Linked DNA regions of Mus musculus: region 1 is linked to region 2. A link is a loop called in an ENCODE intact Hi-C map of the cell type or tissue named here. Cell type or tissue: heart. All regions are shown on one strand. Links, peaks and the distances in the headings refer to the core of each region. The heading gives the core; the rest is flanking DNA.

Region 1 (10,734 bases), core at 1,213-9,212, 680 kb after region 2:
AAAAACTATTCCATTTCTCGTAGGATTGCAGGCTGGTACAACCACTCTGGAAATCAGTCTGGTGGTTCCTCAGTAAACTGGACATAGTACTACCTGAGGACTTAGCTATACCACTTCTGGGCATATACTCAGAAGATGCTCCAACATGCAATAAGAACACATGCTCCACTATGTTCATAGCAGCCTTATTTATAATAGCCAGAAGTTGGAAACAACTCAGATGTTTCTCAATAGAGAAATGGATAAAAAAAAAATGTGGTACATTTATACAATGGAATCCTACTTAGCTATTAAAAACATTGACTTCATAATATTGTCAGGCAAATGGATGGAACTTGAAAATATCCTGAGTGAAGTAACCCAGTCACAAAAGAATACATATAATATGCATTTACTGATAAGTGGATATTAGCCCAAAAGTTTGGAATACCCAAGTTGCAATTCACAGACCATATGAAGCTCAAGAAGAAGGAAGACCAAAGTGTGGATGCTTCAGTGCTTCTTAGAAGGGGGAACAAAATACTCATAGGAGGGAATTTGGAGAGAAAGAGTGGAGCAGAGACAGAAGGAAAGGCATCCAGAGACTGCCCCACCTGGGATCCATCCCATATACAGTCATCAAATATGGACACTATTGTGGATGTTGGGAAGTGCTTCCTGACAGGAGCCTGATATGGTTGTCTCCTGAGAGGCTCTGCCAGAGCCTGACAAATACAGAGGTGGATGCTCACAGCCAACCATTGGACTGAGTATGGGTTCCCCAATGGAGGAGTTGGAGAAGAGATCGAAGGAGCTGAGGGGGTTTGCAACCTCATGGGGGTGGGGGGAGATACATTGTCAACCAGCCAGAACCCCCGGAGCTCCTGAGGACTGGACCACCAACCAAAGAATACACATGGGGGGTGGATCCATGGCTTGGGCCTGGTATGTGGCAAATGATGGCCTTGTTGGACATCAGTGGGAGGAGCGGCCCTTGGTCCTGTGGAGGTTTGATGCCCTAGTGTAGAGGAGTGCCAGGGAAGGAAGGCAGGAATGGGAAGGGGGAGCACCCTCATAGAGGCAGGAAGAGGAGGATGGGATAGGGATTTTTCAGAGGGGAAACCTGGAGAGGGAATAACATTTATAAAATGTAAATAAAGAAAATGTCCAATAAAAGAAAAAAATTTAAAAATTGCTATTTGAGATGACCTCCTCCCAAAGAATTTGTTTTTTTTTGTTTTTTGTTTTGTTTTTGCAATGAGAAAATGAATTATTCTTTTAAGAATTACTCAACTTTTAAATAAAAAAGCTAATTTAGATGTATATACAATTGGCTTATTTTGGTTCAAAGTCAAAATATTCAGATGTCTATTTAAATGTTAGAAGCATAGCTTACTTTGCATAGCTTAACAATGGAATACATAAGTTGTATAGTGTTACAGCCGATACCCTTTTCTCTTGACCTTGTATAGATAGTCTAAAAATGTGACTTGGAAGAATTAGTGATTTCATAATATTTCTGAGAAGCAAAAGATATTTTTGCTACATTCCTTAAAAAAAATAGTTGGTGATTGTAAATGTGTGTCCTAAAAAAAATGCACTTGTGAGAAATTTAAATTTGTGCTGTTTCCTGATTAGATTAGAATAGGGTTTTTGTTTGTTTGTTTGGTTTGGTTTGGTTTGGTTTGGGTTTTTTTGGCAGTTTGTGCACAGTTGAAAGTATGTTGTATAGAAAGACCAGGAAGTATAGATAGGTTTGGCTTAGCCAGCAGCTCCAAGAGCCGCCCATGTCTTCTTGTCCCTGACTTTAGGAATTCATGAAATCATGCGGTTTGGGGTATTTCTTTATCAGGTCGTCTGAAAGTAAACAACACTCATTTTCTGAAAAATTGAAATCAAATGTTTCATGCCTTTCAACACAGGCTCCATATGTACTGTTAAGCATAAAACTGTGTGTAATCTGAAAAGGTAATTTATGAAAATCTCTGTCTGCTCTCCCCTGTCTAATTTACATAATAGTGGTGAATTCAATGAGCTAACATCATAAAATGTACACTTTAGGAACTTACATTTAATCAATATCATTGAATTCTAATCATTTTCTTTTTTCCCTGGTTGTTTTTGACATAAGAATCTGCTCAGGGCTGGGGAGATAAACTACCCACCTGAGTTTTCCCAGGATTTACATAAGAAAAGCAGGACCCAGTGGGCTCTGGCAGCAGAGGTGGGGTTGGCTGGTCTCTAGGGCTTACTGGCTAGCAACTTAGCCTACATGGTGAGCTTCCAGACAATGAGCGAGGAGGTTCTGTCTTCAGAACTGTGTTTGGACAACTTTTTTTCTAAGGAATAACACGTGAAGCTTTCCTTTGGCCACTATATCCACAGGCACCAATGTACCACGCACACATGTTTACCTGTACACTTAAATGTGCACATATGTGCACATACGCACATATGCAATCTACACAAAAATCTACAACTACTTTTATTTGTAACAACTCTTGCGTAATAGATGCTGTGGATTTAGTATAACAGGTCAGTATAAACAATACAAGCAAAATATTGGCAGGTGGTCAGAGGAGCCAGCACTGAGTTCTCCAGACATGGTCTAATCATCAAATCAAACTGTCCTAAGAGGCTTCTCATTGCATTTCTCTAGATCGTCACTAAGATCATTGCTGATCGTTATTTTCGTAAGTAAGCCAGGGGAGAGCAACACTCTCAGAGCTTTGCAATTGTCTTCCAGTTTGGTTTCCAGGTGCTTTGAACTTATGCTACCCTGTTAGAACACTCTGAAGTCAAGTGAGTACTTCTAGAATAAATCCAAGACATTGAGTGACTGAAGGATCACATCTTGTTAGAATCAGAAGTAAATTCTAAGCTCAATTGTCTGCTTTGAACCTCCTTTATAACAGATGAGGGGAAGCCATGGGAAGCACAACACAATTTAAAACCAGTCAAGGCAATCCAGCATTGGCATTAGCCTGTCTATTGCATTTTGAATGGTTAGTACTGATGTGTTGACTTTTAATTTACCAATATCCAGAATCATAAAATTAAAGTTGTGGGCAGAGTACAGAACAAAGTGATAGTAAAAAATCAACATTTATTTTTCCCGTTTCTAGGTACTATTTCTAGGCACTGTTCTAGGTACTATTTCTAGGTACTGTTGTAGGTACTATTTCTAGGTACTGTTCTAGGTACTGTTGTAGGAACTATTTCTAGGTACTGTTCTAGGTACTATTTCTAGATACTGTTCTAGGTACTATTTCTAGGCACTGTTCTAGGTACTATTTCTAGGTACTGTTGTAGGTACTATTTCTAGGTACTATTTCTAGGTACTGTTCTAGGTACTATTTCTAGGTACTGTTCTGATTCTCACAATTCTGATTGGCTTCTCCCTGATCATCACTTTTCATCTCATCTTCTAATTTTGTGTCATGCTCAGGCTGCTCTTTGAGTCTACTCTAAAGACGTCTCATGTTTGTACTAACGTAAGGTCACACTTTTTGTCAAAGGGTCTTGTCACAACAAATCTGCCCTGTAATTCTATGGAGACTGTTGATGAACATCCTTAGCAGGTGTAGATCCTAATTTTGTGTCTCTAGCTGTACTTAGTTTTTGAGAATGAGCAAGGGTTCTCCACCATTCAGACACTGGATTTAATACTGATTTTTTTTTCTTTTTATTCTGTAGACTGGAGAGGTGACCTGGTTCCCTCACTTGTCTTTAATGCCTTTTTTTTTTAAAGGTTTATTGTTAGTTTTCCCAGCCTAGTGTTGAATTGATAGAAAAGTGATTTCTCCTTATCATTCGCACTGTTTAGATTGCAGGTAGTGCCATGATGTCTGACTCTGGAGTATGCTCAAATATCCTGTGTTCTCCCAAATAGATGATAGATGGGACAAGGTAGTTAAAGTGAGATGGAGGAGAAGACCTCGTCCGCATGCAAACCTATCCTAAGATCTAGCTCCTATGTGAGTCTATGGATTACTCAGGTTAGAGGTGACCGTGTCAGACCTTAGACACCCCAGGTCAGGGACCAGAATTCAGTCACTGAGATTACCTGACAGCTCAGCATGTCACAGATCTTCATTTAGGTAGGCGAAGGCTATTACAATCCAGAAGGACTAGGAGATAGGTCCCTGAGACCAGTGGTTTTGATTTGATACGAGAGGAGGGTGAGAGGAGGGATGTAATTGGTACAGGGCATGGGACCATGTTTAGATTTGTTGGAAGAAGAGCTTGATCAGAAAGGACCAGGCCACAGGAGGCAACACCCTGAGTGTGTTTTAGAAACATAGTAACTCAGTTAATTTCTGGTCTGCATTCACTACAATATTCTAGGTTGCTGATGTCTCCCCCATAAAAGAAATCTGACGAGCCACGAGGAACCTGTTTGAGAAGATTACTCTTCTTTTAAGATAAGAATGCTTTTCCTGGCCAGAAACTCAGCCTGTGTTTAGAAGCTGTTGTGTATGGCATAAATTAATTCTTTATACAATTGATGCAAGTTGGCAGATCTGAAATTTGAACTTAGTTTTTTTCTGGTTCAAGAAGCAATATGAGTAACTCAAACAAGAAAATTTAGAGATATTTGGCAAGGAAATAAATCTTGGGAGGTGACAGAGTAGAAGGGAGATGATCAAAACCAAGCAAATGCCATCAGCCAGGCGGAGTGGATTTTAACTGAAAGGGAAGTGCTCGTGCTTGTAGTTCCTTATCTAAAATCCACCGGCTCGGTGGAAACGTCCGAAGCCCTCACATGAGTCACATGACAACGGGAATTGGCACAAGAAATAGGCCACAGACTTTTGCTTGGAAATCATAGTCAAGGGTGAAGCTATGAAGAAAGCTTGTCATGTGGCAACAAGCCTCCTCCTGCGGGGGAGAAAGAAACGGGAGCCAGTGTATGAAGAAAGGTGATTAGATGTTTGACCATAACATAAACGGAGGGAACTTAGGTGAGTCTCTGGATCTCATTGTCTTTGTCCATGGGCATTTCTAACAGTAATTGTTCCATGCTTGTCTCCACAAGGTGTCCAAGCCCAGGGGGCCTCTGAGGCTGAGGGAGGACGGTCTAGAGATCTACTGCCTGGGTTCTCTCGCAGACCAGTGGGCTAGAGATCCAGGTGGGATGGAGTTCATCCTTGTTTCCCATTAACCTAGACACCAAGGCAATGCAAGTCACCATGAAGGCTAGCTGTGGAGGCTAGTTGTCTGGAGAAGTCAGCTCATTACTGTGCCTATAAATACACTGTATAAATTACAGGTTTGTTTATACATGTAACTGTGGTCTTACTATCTTCCTCACCTGTCTTAATAGACCAGAGAAAACTCAGCCTTAGTGTTATATAACTGCAAAGTATGCACTGGACAAACTGGCTGATGACAATCTTTCAATCTTGAGCATATTATACAGGTAATTTGGGGGTTTCATATGAGTCCGGTATGAAGTGGATGTCACAGAATCCTTGTATTTTCTTTATGAAAGATTCCATCTTTTTCTTATGCAGATGAAAGTCTTTGTAGAACCACATGGTCCCCGTCTTCAGTTTTACCTATCTTTTTCATTGGGAAAGCGATGATCACTCAAAAAAAAAAAAAAAAATTCATCCAGCTTTTTAGCTTCTCTCAAATTCTGAAGGTTTTAGCAAAAAAAAAAAAAAAAAAAAACAAACAAACAAACAAACAAAAACAACAACAACAACAAAACAACAAAACAAAACAAAACAAAATAATACAAAACAAAACGGGCCTGACAAGGTTTAGGAGTTGAGTAGCAGCGCCACCTTGTGGTTCAGATCTGCCACTGTTGGACGCTATTCCCACCAAGGCGTGACTGAGTGATTTGCTGAGTTTGGGGATAAAGTCTCTAAAGATGCAGTGGGGTCATGCGAGTGAGACCCTGGTCTGGTAGAAGTGAGAAAATAATTTTTTGCTGTCTATAGTATTTTGTTATTTCAGCTTAACCATAATAAAATACTAGTCTCACTTTGAATGTAACTTCTGTGGGTATTTGCGAGTCTGGTCTATGAACGTGGAAGTTAAGAGCAGCGAAGATCCTTTTCCTTTGCTTTGTGTGCTGGCAGAGACAGAAAGAATTTTTAATAAAGGCCCTGGCATGGGAGGTGCACAGGCTGATGCCAACGGACAGAACTGGCAATGGCTAGGATATTAAGTACAACAGTGCTGCTTGTGAGGCAAGAGCTGTCTTTACTTAACACTTATATTTTATGTATGTATGTTTGGCCTGCATGAACATACACCATGTCGTGCAGTGCCACAGACACCGGAAGAGGAACTGTGGTTACAGAGGGTGGTGAGCTGCAGGTGGGCGCTGAGAATAGAACCTGGGTCCCCTGGAAAAGCAGGCAATGGAATCTTCCCCAAAAAGTGTAAAACTGTGCAAAATGTATATATATTTACATATAAAAATGTATATTAAGAGAGAGAGGATAACAATCTCTCTCTTAAGAGAGTTCATTCTCAAGGGTAGTTTTATATGACTTCCTTTCTGGAAACGGTCACTTCTTATTTCTTTGTTATACGGGAAGACCTAATGGAAGGCCTTTTAGGATTCTGGAGCAAAGATCTGAAGCATCATTTGATATACGTAAAGATCTCCTCATCCCCGAGGAACTCCTCACTGGGGAGAACCAGATCTTGGGAACCAGCATTGAGCATGAGAATACACAGCATTACAAGACCAACCCATTATGTCATGGTTTGCATATGCTTGGCCCAGGGAGTAGCCTGTCGGGAGGTGTGGCCCTGTTGGAGTAGGTGCAGCCTTGTGGGTGTGAGCTTTTATACCGACATCCTAGCTGCCTGAGAGCCAGTATTCTGCTAGCAGCTTTCAGATGAAGATGTAGAACTCTCAGCTCCTCCTGCACCATGCCTGCCTGCATGCTGCCATGTTCCCACCTTGACAATGGACTGAACCTCTGAACCTATAAGCAGCCCCAATTAAATGTTATTCTTATAAGAGTTGCCTTGGTCATGGTGTCTGTTCACAGCAGGAAAACTCTAAGACACATTACAATGTGAATTCTTTGGAATGAATTATTGAGGACATTTTTTTTCCCGTGTTGACTCTGGTTTATAGAATATATACTGGTTATGTTTCAACATCTGGGTCTTCACAGTCTCTCTGAGCAAGACAACAGGTTACCGATTTATGTCCTGGGCCTAGTTTAACTGGGAGTAAGAGCCTCCAAAGTGTTTGTCCTTTTACCTCTTATGTTTTTGCTATGTTTATTCTTCAAGTTTGGTTTTAAGCACTCAAAGGTCTGAGAAAAGGCTAAGGTACAAAGCCCATTTGATTTCTTTTTACCTTTGATAAAACAGATCCAGCTGCAGGATAATTCTGAAGCACAAATTGCCAGTTATTGCCTATTTATTTTAAAACAAATGACTTCAATTGCCAGTGGTATTATACAAGGCCAAGATAATCTCATTTATTAAGGCTTTGGTAATTAATTGGTCCCAATTATAGAGAATACACAAGAGAGGAAATCAGCACGTCTTTTCTGGCTGGAACAAAACACCATGACCAAAAAGCAAGTTGGGAATGAAAAGTCTAGTCAGCTAACTTCCAAATTGCTGTTCGTCACCAAAGGAAGTCAGGACCGGAACTGAAGCAGTCTAAATATTGGTCTAAAAAAAACCAAACAAACAAAAATATCGTGATAAAGTGACTCTTGATGATATCCCACTGTACTCATAGATCAGTGCCTTGTTCAACCATCACCATCAGAGAAGCTTCCTCCTGAAGTAGATGGGAACAAATACAGGGATTCATAGTCCGACAATATGCAGAAAGTAAGAAATATTGGAACACTCAATCCTAAATAGGATGTTGGCATAAAATCCCTCCCCTCAGAGATGAGGGAATCCTGTGGAAGAGGAGGCAAAAAGAGTGTAACCCCAGAGAGGGTGGAAGACACTAAACACCAAGGCCCTCTAAATCAACACGAGCAAAGCTCATATGAACTCGCAAAGACTGAACTGTCATGCATAGGGCATGCACGGGCCTGCACCAAGTCCTCTGAGTCCGGACTGTAGCTTCTAGTTTACTGTTTTTATGGATTCCTGAATGTGAACCAGTGGGTCTCTGTTTGTTGTGCCTTTTCTTGATCTTTTCCTTCTGTATGTTTGTCTTGTCCAACTTTGATGTGATGGGTTTTGCTTTATCTTATTATATTTTATTTTATTATATCTTTTAAATGGGTGAATGAGTGAATGAATGAATGAATGAATGAATGAATGAATGAATGAAAACGTAGCCACAAGGGTAAAGATTAACAACGGATCTGTCACTTATACCTGCTGGGAGAAGTAAAGTCAGTTTTCTCCAGTAGAGCAACACTGGGTATATCAACCACTCAAGGACTGGCTGCATGTTCAGGAGTAGTTGGCCAACATATAAAATGGACGCCACAGCTTTCTGTGTGTGGGTGTGTTGTTTTACTTCTATTTGTTTACAGATTGATGGGTTATTTGGAGACTTTTTTTGTTTTGTTTTGGGAGTTTGGGGCTTGTAATTGTATTGTGATTTTGTTTTGTTTTGTCTTGGTTTTTTTGAGAAAGAATTTAAAGTTGGGTAGGTAGGGAGGGGAAAGACAGTGAAAGGACCTGAGAGAGAGAAAACCATTATTAAAAGTTATTTAAATATAAAATTGTTTTAAATTAGAAAACTATAATTAAAACAGAAAAAGCAATGCATATCTGAAGCCCCATCTTGGTGCAAACTGGTAATAGGGGAAATTCGGGAAAGGAAGATGGAGGCTTAAACTATAGCAAGATCCTACAGCTGAGCCTAGTGTAGGAATACAGGGAAATGATAGGAAAGGAATTATAGAGAGCCTTCATAGCTTTCTATCAGGATAGGTATGTGGGGGAGGGAGGGCCCATATTCTCTTCATCAACCTCCTCCCCACTTCATGTTCCCGTTCAGACTCAACCCTTCCATAGCTATCTATTCTATCTCTTTCCTAACAAGACCCATCTGTCCCCTCTCATCCCTAACTCCTTACCTTCTGTATTTCTGTGGATTGTAGCTTGACTATCATTGACTTCACAGCTAATATCCACATATAAGCAAATATTTATCTTTCTGAGTCAGGGATCGCTTACTTATGAGGCTTTTCCCCCGTAGATCCATCCATTTGCCTTCAACTTTCATCATTTCATCTTTTTTAAATGGCTGAGTATACTACGTTGTGTAAATATGTCACATTTTCTTTACCCCTTCTGTTGAGAGACATCTGTGTGGTTTCCAGTTTCTGACTATGATGAATAGAGCAGCAAGGATCATGATTGAGCAAGTGTCTTACTGATAGGAAGCATCTCTTGGGTATATGACCAAGAGTAGTATAGTTGGATTTTAAGGTAGATCGATTCCCAGTGTCCTGAGGAATATCCACACTGATGTCCATAGTGTCTTATGAATTTGCACTCCTTCTAGCACCCAATGAGTTTTTATTCCACATTGTCACCGGCATACGCTGTCACTTTTTTTTTGCTGTTACTAGCCATTCTAGCAGGTGTAAGACACAATCTTAAAGTAGTTTTGACTTGCATTTCCCTGGTGGCTAAGGATGGCACACGTTTCTTGTGTGTTTCTCAGTTATTTGAGTTTTGTTTATTGAGATTTCTGTTTAGATAGGTACCACATTAAAAAAAAACCTGGGTTATTTGTTTTCTTGCTATCTAGAGTCTTAAGTTATTTATATATTTTTGGATATTAGCCCTCTATCTGATATGGAATTGGCTAAAAAACTATTTTCCCATTCTGTAGGCTGCCACTTTGTCAGAGTGATGGTGTTCTTTGCTAGAAGATTCTCCAGTCATGAGTTCCCATTTGTTTATTAATTGTTGATATGAGCTCTTGTGCTAATGGTGTTCTGTTCAGAAGTCTTTTCCTGTGCCAGTGAGTTCAAGGCTGTTTCCTGATGGGGTTTCTCTGCCAAAGAAATAAGCCAATTTAGCTGAATTAAAAGTAGAAAAGGCACATTTATTTGAGTATGGGCTCCTGGGAGAGTTCACCTGTCTCAGGGGACTAGACAGGCAAAAGATTCCAGGAAGACTATGGCATAAGGTTTTTATAGACTGTGGTTGGGGACAGGGGCTTGGGTGACTGGTAACTTTAGGTGAGGGGGTTTGTGACAGCTGTCAGGAATGTGGGGTTAGGCTTTTTTGTGTCTTTTCTGTTCAGAGGCTTTCCAAGTGGGCAAAGTTAGAGAGAGAGGGAGAAATGGCATTTGTTAGAGCATATGGGGGTGGGGGTGGGCAAGCCAGAGCCTCCAACAGAACATCCCGACCTCTTTGGGTGTATCGGCACAGGTTCATATTTGGCTACTTCCTGCTGAAAAGGGATGGCATGAAGTCAGGGAGTTGGGAGTTGGTGGATCAGTGCTCAGGGGAGACTTAGGTGAAGTGGCATCTGGTTAACTATTATAGCTAGGAGACCTCTTAAATCTGCTTTTGGAGAAGGCTGGGGAGGCAGGGGAATAAAAGGAAAAGATAGGCAAATGAGAATGAGGAGACCTATTATCAGGGGGAGTAACTGGGAAAAGGGACACTGGCACCAATTGAGGAGGGAGGTGCCCTGGTTTGGCCATCCTGACCCCTTATTTGGGGCTTACTACAGAACCAGAGGGTAGAAGGTCTCAGCTGTTGTACAGACCATTCATCTTGCATAGGTGCTCTCTTGAGTATGGAGAGTTGATACCAACACTGATGTCACAGCTG
Region 2 (10,734 bases), core at 1,460-9,459:
GGTTATACGGATGCATTGTGTGTGTGTGTGTGTGTGTGTGTGTGTGTGTGTGTGTGTGTAAAAGAAATAGAAGCCATGGATTAACAAGTGAGCAAGGAAAGGTATATGGAAGGCTTGGAGGAAGGAAAAGGAAGAAGTTATGCAATTATAATTTCAAAATAATTTAAACACAAGATAAATATATTTTTAAAAAGATACTGACATGAATCCAAAGGGACTATTTTGTGAGCAACAATGCAGTATATTCTGAATTGGAGTGAGGGCCCCAGTTCATCTATCCTAACTAAGGCTATAGGCTCCATGCACTAGGACTGGAAGTGGCATTTGCACATTTCCCAAGCACTGGGTGATGCCTCCACAGTCACTGCTGTGACCATGCTCCTTATTTTTCTGAGTATGTTTGCAGGAATGTTACACTCTATTGTCCTTGAGGCGAGCACAGTACCATGCAGTATTATATGTCCATCTCTGAAGCTGCTGTTTCTCCATGAGCAAGACCTTCAGACCTTCCAGTTGTCCTGAATGAGTCCAGCTCTTGTCCTTGAGAATGGTTCTGGTACTTGCCTTCAGCAAGACTCTTGAAGTCTGGCACCTTCTGATCTAGACGGGCTTCTATGTTTAGGCCCAGTGATTTGATTTTTAAAAACCACAAATGTATTTCTATTGTACTATTTTTATATTAGCTTATAAGATCAGCTTTATGCTTAATATCTACAATGAACATATCTACATTTACTTATGCATGAACATGTAAGTAAAGTATGGTTTTTATAAGTCCTCTTGTCCTTACTTTTTGTATAGCTTTCAGCTGCTGAAAGGTCCAGAGCTTGAAACCACTTTCTGTCACTAGTACTCTCTTTCCACCATTTTCACATTGTTAATCACAAGAAGGGGTCTTCTGCAGTCATATAAGCTTAGATTTCTTCTTGAATCACCTATCACTGTAATATAAACTTGTCTTAGATCCAAGTACTTCTTACAATAAATCATTTTTTCCTCCAAATATGTCATAATCTCCAAAAATTCCTATATGCATTCAGTTACATCAGGGGCTTAATTATAAGCTAAAAACTGTCACAGCCCACCGACCCGCCCCCCAACCCCACTCCAGCAATCAGGCAATCAATGACTAGTTCTTTGTAAGTCAGAATCAAACTCCAGAGAAACAAAGATTTTACTTCCTTTTCAGAGATAAAAATGTTAACAATGCTGATGAAGATCTAAGATACCTTGATTTTTAAAGCCTTCATCTGATGATACAGATGCTAAACATTATCAACATCCAAGACACCCTGGAATCTGATACACCTTGGTGGATAAATAACTGCTTGAATTAAATTGTTCATAACAGTCTTGCTGCCTTTTCCTGGAAAATGTTGACACATAACCCCTGTCTTCTTCATACTCTAAGTTGCAATGGACCACTTTCTTTTCACTCTAGCTCATATTTCAGTTGGGTCTTCACTGGAAAATGAATCTTTGGCTGTCCCAGTCATCTAATAGTCTTTGTAGACTTCTTAATGCTCCTTGCAGTGTCTGAGTTTTGGGAACCAAAGCCAACACTAGGAAATCAGTAAGCAGTAGCATTCTTTAACCTCATTGACAGTCCATTTCCTACATCATCCTTTCTTGTCAAGGTCACGCCTGGACAAACAGGAAGAGATAGCACCAGCTGGAGCCCCAGGTCCTACATTCCTTCTATTCCATCCTTACAAAGCATTTAAGGCATCCTTCTATCCTCAAGATACAGAGCATCTCCTCACTAATGTTAAGGATGCTGTTCTGTGTATGAGCCCTACAAATGGGGAGATGGGACTGTCTGCACTCCCTCTTGCCTCCCCTTCTGTGTCTCTGGGATTTTGTGACCGCCTTCTTGGGCCCAAGCTTGGAGGAGCTCCTCACTATCTGTATGCACTGCAGCAGAGGCAGACAGAGTGGTTTCTTGACTCTAGCACAACCAGGTTTGCTTTTCAGTGATTTCCTCTTAGCAAATGCACTGTAAAACCATAGCACAAATAATACCATTCTTAAAATTCAGAGAACTATACAAAGAAGAGGAAATAAATAATAGAAATCTAAAATGTCTTACTCAAAGCGTCAAGTCTCCCTTCCCCAATCCTTGCTGTACATTTTGGGTTTAGAAAATCAGGTCTACCCACTGAATAGCACATTATGGTTATTTTCTCTGCTTCTTAGAAACAGAATTTTAAGTGCCTTTACAAGCAGATGTTACTTTCTTTAATGTTAACACTTTTAAGAAATCACTGTTTAGTGCATACTATATTTGGGTTTCCACAGAGAAACAGAACCAATAGGGTATATTTATAAAATAAGGTATTGATTTTTATGATTTGGAAGCTAACAAATCCTAGGATCCAGAGTGAGCAGTCCTGAGACTCAAGGAAAACTGGAAAGCAGCTGTCTCTGCAGCGAGCTGTCTTTCAGGAGATGAGAGGGTATGCACTCTAATCTCAGGGAGGGTACGTTTTTGATCTCTATAAGTCTCTAGCTGAAGATGAGTGGCAGGTGCTTTTTTTGGGGTCTACTGATCGAAATACCAATACACATTCACACAAAAAGAGTAATGTTAGAACAAATATCTAGGCACCCTGTAGCCAGGCAAGTTGGCACATAGAATTAGCCATTTCACCAGAGAACAATTAATTGAAACAATGATCCTAAGTGAAAAGCCATCCAGTCTCCATCTGCTAAACGCTTTTTTGACTGTACCACGTTTGTATATTTTAGAAATGCAGAAAGAAGTCCGGAGAGTTGAGTAAGTTTATCTAAGTAGCTTAACTTGTTAAAAGAGAGCTGGGATCCCAGCCCTCTTACATGCCTTAGCTGGGTGTGGGCAGTTTCCCAAGTGTCTCAGAGTTGCTCCCTCCCTAGGAAGAAAGCACTGAAGGCCTTAGCTATTGCTCAAAGCTCAGGGAAAGCACTGTCCTGTCTTCATGTGTGAACATGCTGGCCTTGGGCAGCATGCAGCTACTAGAAGGGCCCCCCTCTCCTTTGCTTTGAAAGGGCTCTGTGGAACATTAGCAGTAACTGTTTACTGAAAGCCCTACCCTTGTGCTTCAGATGTCCAATCTTCAGGGCTTATCACAGCTCTGTGCTCCCCCACTGCCCACTTGGCTGTAGAGGGGCAGCATGCCAGGTCTGTCATAGGCTGGAATGGGTAAGGATTCTGAAACATCTCTTCAAAACTGTCCCCATGGGCCAGTCCAATCCTGTTCCATTCCTCCCCCATTTTTTTTATAAACAGCTTAAAATGTTCGCACATCAATCATGCCATAGGTGCATGCTGCCTGCTGATTCATCCAGCATGGGTTGGGCCTTCCTCTATGGCGATGGTGCTTGTTCAACAGTGCTGCCGGTCTTTGCCCATCCCCCTCCTGCTCCACACTTTAAGAAAACACTGTTTAGTAACACGCTTAACTCGAAGTGCCTAAATCTATCTTATACACACAGATTCCTTTGTCCTGGACCCTTATAAACCCTCTCTGGTTGCTCCTGGAGTTCCATTCATTATGATAATATACTTAGTCCCCACAGTGCTGTTGAGTTGACTTCGACAACAGCAAGCACCTAATTTTTTCAGAGAGAAGCCCTAAGACTGAAAAGAATGAGTTCCTTACCCAAGTCCACTTACAAGCTACATCTCCCGGGCCAGGTCTTCTAGTGTAGCCTGTAGATATCAGCTCTGAGGGCATGGAGTGAGGGGACCCTCCTGGCCCCATCCAGTGTGCACAGATCACAGAGCAGGCCACATCTGTGGCAGCATCTGTGGGAAGGCTCCTGTTGAAGATCAGCATCACGTACAGCAGCAGTATAGGTGCAGTGCAAAGAAAGATGTATTAGAAGAAAAATGGGGACAGAGGGGGACACACTTTACTGACTAAAGCAGGGCTGCATGGTCGTCATACTTCTGTAGAAGGCCCAAGAAAGGGCTGTGAGTCCTATCACCTGTTAAGTGACTCAGTTAGGTCCTCTATTCCCAGCAGAAGTGGCCTTAGCTACTTCTGTGAATATCATGTATTCAGAGGAAATCAGCTCATGGTTTAAGTGTACTGCACTTAGGTCAGTGAATTCTCCATCCCACTGTCACAACCTGTACTCACGTGCCTCCTCCGTTCTGTGGAGTTTTCCTTCCAGAAGAACTTGGTCTGACTTTCCACGTGGTACTGGTTCCAAAGCTGTGACCCATATCATTGAAAGTGAACAATCTTAGGCAAGGCTTCTGAAGATGGCAGACCAATCGGCACACAAGGAAGCACAACCCTCAGTACTAACAATTCTCAAATTAGAAGAAGTATCTTGCTTTCAAGCCTGTTTCACTTCTTCCTTTAGCCTGGAATAAATGAACTGCAGGTGCTTTGCCAACAGTGGAGGCTCTGTATGGAAGCAGCACTCTCCAGAGGTGGTGACCAAGGGCTCCCTAGAGCCTGTGGACAGAGAACCAACTTCATTCATGGCAGGGGTTCTCAGAGTTAGGACGCATGTTCCTACCCAGGTTCTGTTAATAACTGTGGTTTCTTTATGACAGTGTTGTGGGCCTGGCTTGTTGGCTTGTAAGACTTTGTCTCAGTTGTTGCATGCATCAAATATATCCACAAGAAAGTGCTTTATTGACAACAGAACACCATTTCTCCCCCAAGTTAAGAGCTGGTGTCTTTTGCTAGAAGCAAGGTGGGGATGGTGAGGAGACCAGTCGATTGGTGCAAGTCTCCACTGAATCAATAGGAACGTGAGTGCTTTCTAGGAATAGCTCAGCAGTTCCTGTGGGTAAGACTGTACTCCACTGGGAGACACACAGTCAAGTGTGAAGAGCTTTGAAGAGTTAGGGATGTTGACAAAGGCATAGCTAGCTAGACTTAGTCTGACAGTCTTAGATGAACAGGAAGGTGGTTGGAGAAAGGGGCACAACTGACAGATTTGGGGAGTTCAGACATGTTAGTGAGTCATAAATACAATGGCATATTTAGAAGGGAGGTGGCTGGCAGGACAGGTCAAGGGTGAGTGTGTGCCAGGCTGGAGCTTGCTGACAAGACTGAAGACGTAAAGGACCTGTGTAGGATAAGGGACTGTAGGAGGATGAAAGTGGTGACTGAGAGGGACACGAGGTCAAAAAGGCCCCCAGCCTGATGAATGGTATGCAGAGAGTGAGATCTATGCCAAGGTTACGTGGGAAGATGAAGAAGCAGACGGAGGCTGTGCCAGGATGAGAATCTGTAGGTAGCAGGGATACCAAGGGTCAGGGCAAAGTATCCGGAAGAGCTAGAGAGGAAGGGTAGGGATGTCCAGAAACACACACGAGATTTAAAATTATAACCTAGCCAGTACACATAGAATCACCATTGTGATTGCAGGCTTTGGGAAACAGGTGATTTGGTGTGAGAAATAATTGAAGTTGAAAATGACTGCTTACGGTTACTCTCCTTTTGAACACTAGAGGGCAGCACAGCCATATAGAATGGCAAGTTAGCTTTGTGTTAGGACTGAGTTGAGTTTTTAAGAAAGTTTCAGAAAAGACCTTTTAAAGACGTGCATGCACAGGGGCCTCGGGAGCCTGGGACAGAGAGGCAGCTAGATAAGTGCTTGGTACTCACCCTTCTATATCTTAGTTAGGGTTATTCTTGCTGTGATAAAACACCATGACCATGATAAAACAACTGGGGAGGAGTGGGTTTAATCAGCTTACTCTTCCACAGTACTGTTTGCTACTGAATGAAGTCAGGACAGGAACTCAGAGCAGTGTCTTGGAGGGAGAAGATGATGCAGGGGCCATGGAGGGCGCTGCTTACTGACTTGCTTCTCATGGCTTGCTCAGCCTGCTCTCTTATAGAACTCAGGACCACCAGCCCAGGAATGACACCACTCGCTGACCATGGTCTGGGTCCCTCCGCTACCACTTACTGATTAAGAAAATGCTTTACAGCTGGATCTCATGGAGGTGTTTTCTCAATTTCAGAAGACTCTGTGTGTGTCAAGTTGACATTGAACTAACTAGCCATGACATTATACTTGTCAATTCCTAGTCACATGCAAGAGCTACCTAGTCCATGGGTCCAGGTTTTTACCTCTGGAGGCTAGTCCTTCATGCTGGCTTGGCTTGGTTGTAACATATCTAAAAGTAAGGTCTGGTGTGGAGGCAGTGGGAGAAAAGCTGAGGGGCTGTTTTGTGGCTTTCACATCTGTGGAGTTGTGGTGATAGGGACAGCTGGATGGTCTGTGTCTGTGATGTGGAACAATCCAGAAAACCTTGTAATGTTTCCAAGAGTCTGGAAGGATGAGGAGCAGGGCTGTAAGTGGGTAGCATGTAGCTCAATGGTGATGAGTGTCAGTGGGACTGCTTTCCAGGAGATATACACTATAAGAACTTGTGGATGGGAGGCAGAGTGGTCGGCTGAGAAGACAGCATCAGCACAGGGGCCCATCTGATCCTGCATGTCTGGAAAGTAAGGGTTTCTTCAAAATGTTACCCATCATGTTCTGAAAGGGGCTTTTCTACTCCAATCACTGGGAGAGTCTGCTCAGCTGTGGATGTACAGTTCCAGGCACCTCCAGTTGACACTTAGTAAGACTAAGAGCTGAAGGCCAGACCTGGAAGATCAAGGATTGTAGCCACTAGCTGCTTGCAACTCAGTGAGTTCTGACTACCCATTCTGTGAGCTGTTCTTGCAAAGATCCACTGGGGACACTAGAGATTTATGCAGTCTTTGGTGTACTAGCATAGTGGGCCAGGAGACAGACAGACAGAACCACTTAGCCTCCCTGGTGACCATAGACATGGGGATGCAGATGTGTACGCAAAGAAGGGACACACTTTGTCACTTAAAGCTAACTTGTCCAGCTCAGCTTCTTCAAATTTAACAAGAATATATAAATGCAGTTTCATAGCTGAGCACTCAAGCCCAGCTTTTAACCTTTCATGGTTGATGTTTTTCTTTGGGAAAAATCACATGACCATGGTAACCAGACAGGGGATCCTAAAATGTCTGTGACTTGTGAAAAGAAAGCATTTAGGGAGTTGCCAAGTGTGGCATATGTGTGGTTTATCTTTAGCATCTCCTTCTCTTTCCAGGATACGTCTGTTACCCAGTTAAAGCTCCATTCGAAAGGGGGCTAAGATACAGCTTCAGGGTCATCCTCCGATGCCATCACCACACATACTATATCTCGGTTTCCATGTGCTCGTTCTTTTGTAGGCTGCCTGACTGCATTCACACAAGAATGTGCAGAACAATCTTTATAACTGATGTCCTATTAAAAGAGAATTTTGCACTGAGCAGGTCACTTGAGCTTATCTGAACTGGAGACACGGGCGGCCTGTGAAGTCACTGGCCAAGGTTCTGTGTACAGATACTCTGTCAAAGAAGGACATCTGTTGGGCTCAAACTTCCTTGGTTTATTACAGCAATTTCTTATCATAAGTAAGCAACACTGTGTTTAAATTTCACACATGTGAAATATATATTGTATTTCCAGGCAGGTAACAAGACTCTGTCAATATTTTCTCAGTCACATAGTTCTCAGATTAGAGATTTACTTAAGTAAGGTGGGCCTCATTAGTAGTTCCACTTCTAGCTTTCTTGAGCTTCCCTCAGTCATCACTCCCTGGGTCATGGGTTGGTAAGAAACAGCAAGCCCCAATTCCCCCTGCAGTTATACACTCATGAAGCAAAGCTCTTCAATGAGTTAGAACTTTGTCTCATCCAGGCTGTCTCCTACATGTAGTTCTTGGGTAATTTTCTTAGCTGCACCCATCTTGGTCTTCTTTATAACACTATAATATAAAATGACTCAATGAATACTTTCTTTCTTTTTTTTAAAGATTTATTAATTTTTTTATTTATATGAGTGCACTGCAGCTGTCTTCAGACATACACTAGAAGAGTGCATTAGATCCCATTACAGATGGTTGTGAGCCACCACGTGGTTGCTGGGAATTGAATTCAGGACCTCTGGCAGAACAGTCAGTGTTCTTAACCACTGAGCCATCTCTCCAGCCCGAATACTTTCTTTATAAAAGTACTATAAGCATGCTTTATTTAGTATAAATTATAACACAGAAAGGGAATCCCATGTATGGAATGGGGATCCGTTCTGAGCCAGTCAAGATTGATAACCCAGGGGCAAACTTTGGACCAGCAGATGAAAAAAAAAATACGAGGATGGGAATGTCAAGTGCAGGAAGAATGATGGTGAAGGCGAACTTAGTGTTCTTATTGAGAGGAGCTCAGGGCACCAAGTGTGAGGCATGGGGAAGTTGATAAGATATTGAGGGTTATTAAACACTGAGCTGGTAGAGTCTCTTCTAAGCTTAGGCTGACAAGATGGCTCAGCAGGTAAAGGTACCTTGAGTCTATCCCTGGACACACACATCCCCATGGTAGAAAAAGAGAACCTATTCTCCAATATTGTTCTCTGACCTTTACATTCACATCATGCACATGAATGTCCTGCCACAAAGTATACAAATAAATGTAATAATAATAGAAACAAAACCACCTGAGTTCTCACGACTCATTCTGCAATGGTGTTCAGGCCACACACAAGGACACACTCAACTGCAGTTCTAAAGGGAAAAGCCTGACTGAAGTTCAAAGAGTGTTTTTGTTTGTGTGATCATGAAGGCAATAATGTCAATCTACTGAGATAACACTGAGTCTTAAAATAGAGAAACTCTCTCTTTGTTTTACTACTTACATGGTTTTAGGACTTACATGAGATAGTTGCATCAGAGTCAGCTATTCCAGCCTCTAGCATCGGCATCACCCATGTCACCGTGTCCTATCACCACCGCCAGCCTCGGGGCCGCCATCTTTGACTCACCAAGCTTTGGGTAAAGTGCCTCACGTGACAGAACAGGAAGCAGTTTCCATTTGTATAAATCACTCGATTATCGATGAGTTAGAAGCCTGAGACAAAACCTGTCAGGATTGCATGTCTAAACTCTTAGAGCACCTCCAGTGCACTAGGTTCTGATTTGGGGAGGGAGGAAAAGAATAACCTCCCTTCCTTCTGATGCTCCTCCTCCTCCCTCTCTTCTCCCTCCTCCCCTTGCTCCTCTTCCTCCTTCTATTTTGTCACTTCTGTGTTTCAGTCAGGATCTCTCTACATAGCAGCCTTGGTTGTCACTATTTAGACCAGGCTGGTCTTAGACTCACAGTGGGTCCTCCTGCCTCTGCTTCCTGAGTGCTGGGATTAAAGGCATGTGCCACCACACCTGACATTATTACTTTGAAAAAGATTTTATACAATATATTCTGATCACAGTTTCCCCTCTCCCAACTCCTCCCAGATCCCCCAACTTCCTCACCCACCCAATCCTGTGACCTTCTCTCTCTCTTTCTCCTTATAAAACAAACAAACAAAAAAACAAGCTAGAGTAAAAAATAAAACCACAAGAATCAGCACACACATGCATGCACACACACATGCACACACACACCCCTTCTCAATTAGCCCATACTAGCCCCAGAAAGCAATGGGCTATAAGAGTCTGTACTCTGTCTATGGATACTTTGCAATAGTCATGGGAAGTATTAAAGAGCCCATGTGCTGTTCTGTGTTTTACAGAGGAGATGAGTAAAGAGAGCAGCATGTGTAAACCCAAGCCAACAGAAATGTTATCTTTTAGTTACTGGAGCTTGAGCTAAGTCCTGTGGAACCTAATTTGACTTTGTTTTTAATCGCATGGATGCTGTTACCTTCAGCAAATGTTTCCTTCGGAAACCGGAGCTGTGGAAAGTTCTTGCAGAGGGCAGGCACCCAGCTGGCAAGTGTTTTCCACCTTACTGAGCTGAAGAGCTCTCTGCTTCTCCTCTCTGATGTGGGGTCAGCAGCAACTCTCAACTGGACAGCTCCCTATACCGTGTAAGGAACTCATTAGCCCAAGCACACCGCAGGATCTTGCTTTGGGTTAGTTTGAGTGACCATAGGCCTGACCACTCGTAGGATCAGTGTCAGCCATTCTTGAGCACTTTAATTTAGTTTTTTCCCTATAGCCTCCTAAGGTTCTATATTTTCTACATATTTCTATAGTTGCCCAAATTAAAATCTCAGGCCCCTTGTAACTTCAAAGTTATATAAAAATGTTATTCACCATTTTATATAATTCTCCACGTGGAAGACAATAAGACTCAACTTTGAAACCAGGCTGGTTGGCTTTGAACATAACCTTACCAAGAAAAAAAAAGGTTAAAAACTTATAAACTCACAAAACTTATAAAATAGGGAACTGTGTACTCTCCTGTGCCATATAGCATTTGATTCTATAGAGTCATTCCTCAGTTACAGTTGAGAGACTGTCACAGTGGTGGCCGACAGCATCTTCATCTTACAGAATCAAAGAAATGAGCTGCTTTTTCCTTTCCAAATTCACTTAACACAATAGAAGCCTGACCAGATTGTTGATCCCCATGAAACTTCCAAGTTATGTCATGTGGCTAAATATGTAGTCCAGTGACAAAGAAGTTACCTGGAATGCTGAGATACTGGATTCCATCATAGACAAAACCAAGTGAAACCCCAAATCCAAACCAATGACGATGACGATGACCATGACTATGACCATGATATGTAAATAGTTGTCCCAAGTCAGACTTGTCATCTCTGTGATAAAATACCTGACAAAAGAACTTCAAGAGGGAGAGATTTATTCTGGCTCATGGTCTTGGATGTTTCCATCCATGCTTTTCTGACTCCATGTACTCTGGCAGAGCACTGTGG

Evidence for each region. A loop is a pair of places that touch in the nucleus more often than their neighbours do. Peaks named below come from ENCODE experiments on the same cell type or tissue, not always from the same donor. Only the 100,000 strongest peaks of a DNase experiment are listed, where the experiment ranks them.
Region 1: a loop joins it to region 2, with 5 times the contacts of the local background. A loop is called at or near these places in 7 of 42 quality-filtered maps.

Annotation. Positions count from the first base shown.
Region 1 is chr3:20,193,331-20,204,064 of GRCm38, forward strand. No RefSeq gene overlaps it. Among named protein-coding and RNA genes, the nearest start is that of Gm31320, 24 kb to the right of the region's middle. In heart, for the core only: a CTCF peak has its summit at 5,785 (motif pointing left); no DNase peak of the experiment used is centred there; H3K27ac peaks cover 543 bases.
Region 2 is chr3:19,516,908-19,527,641 of GRCm38, forward strand. All of the region lies in intron 1 of Dnajc5b (DnaJ heat shock protein family (Hsp40) member C5 beta), which reads left to right. Among named protein-coding and RNA genes, the nearest start is that of Dnajc5b, 14 kb to the left of the region's middle. In heart, for the core only: a CTCF peak has its summit at 5,456 (motif pointing right); no DNase peak of the experiment used is centred there.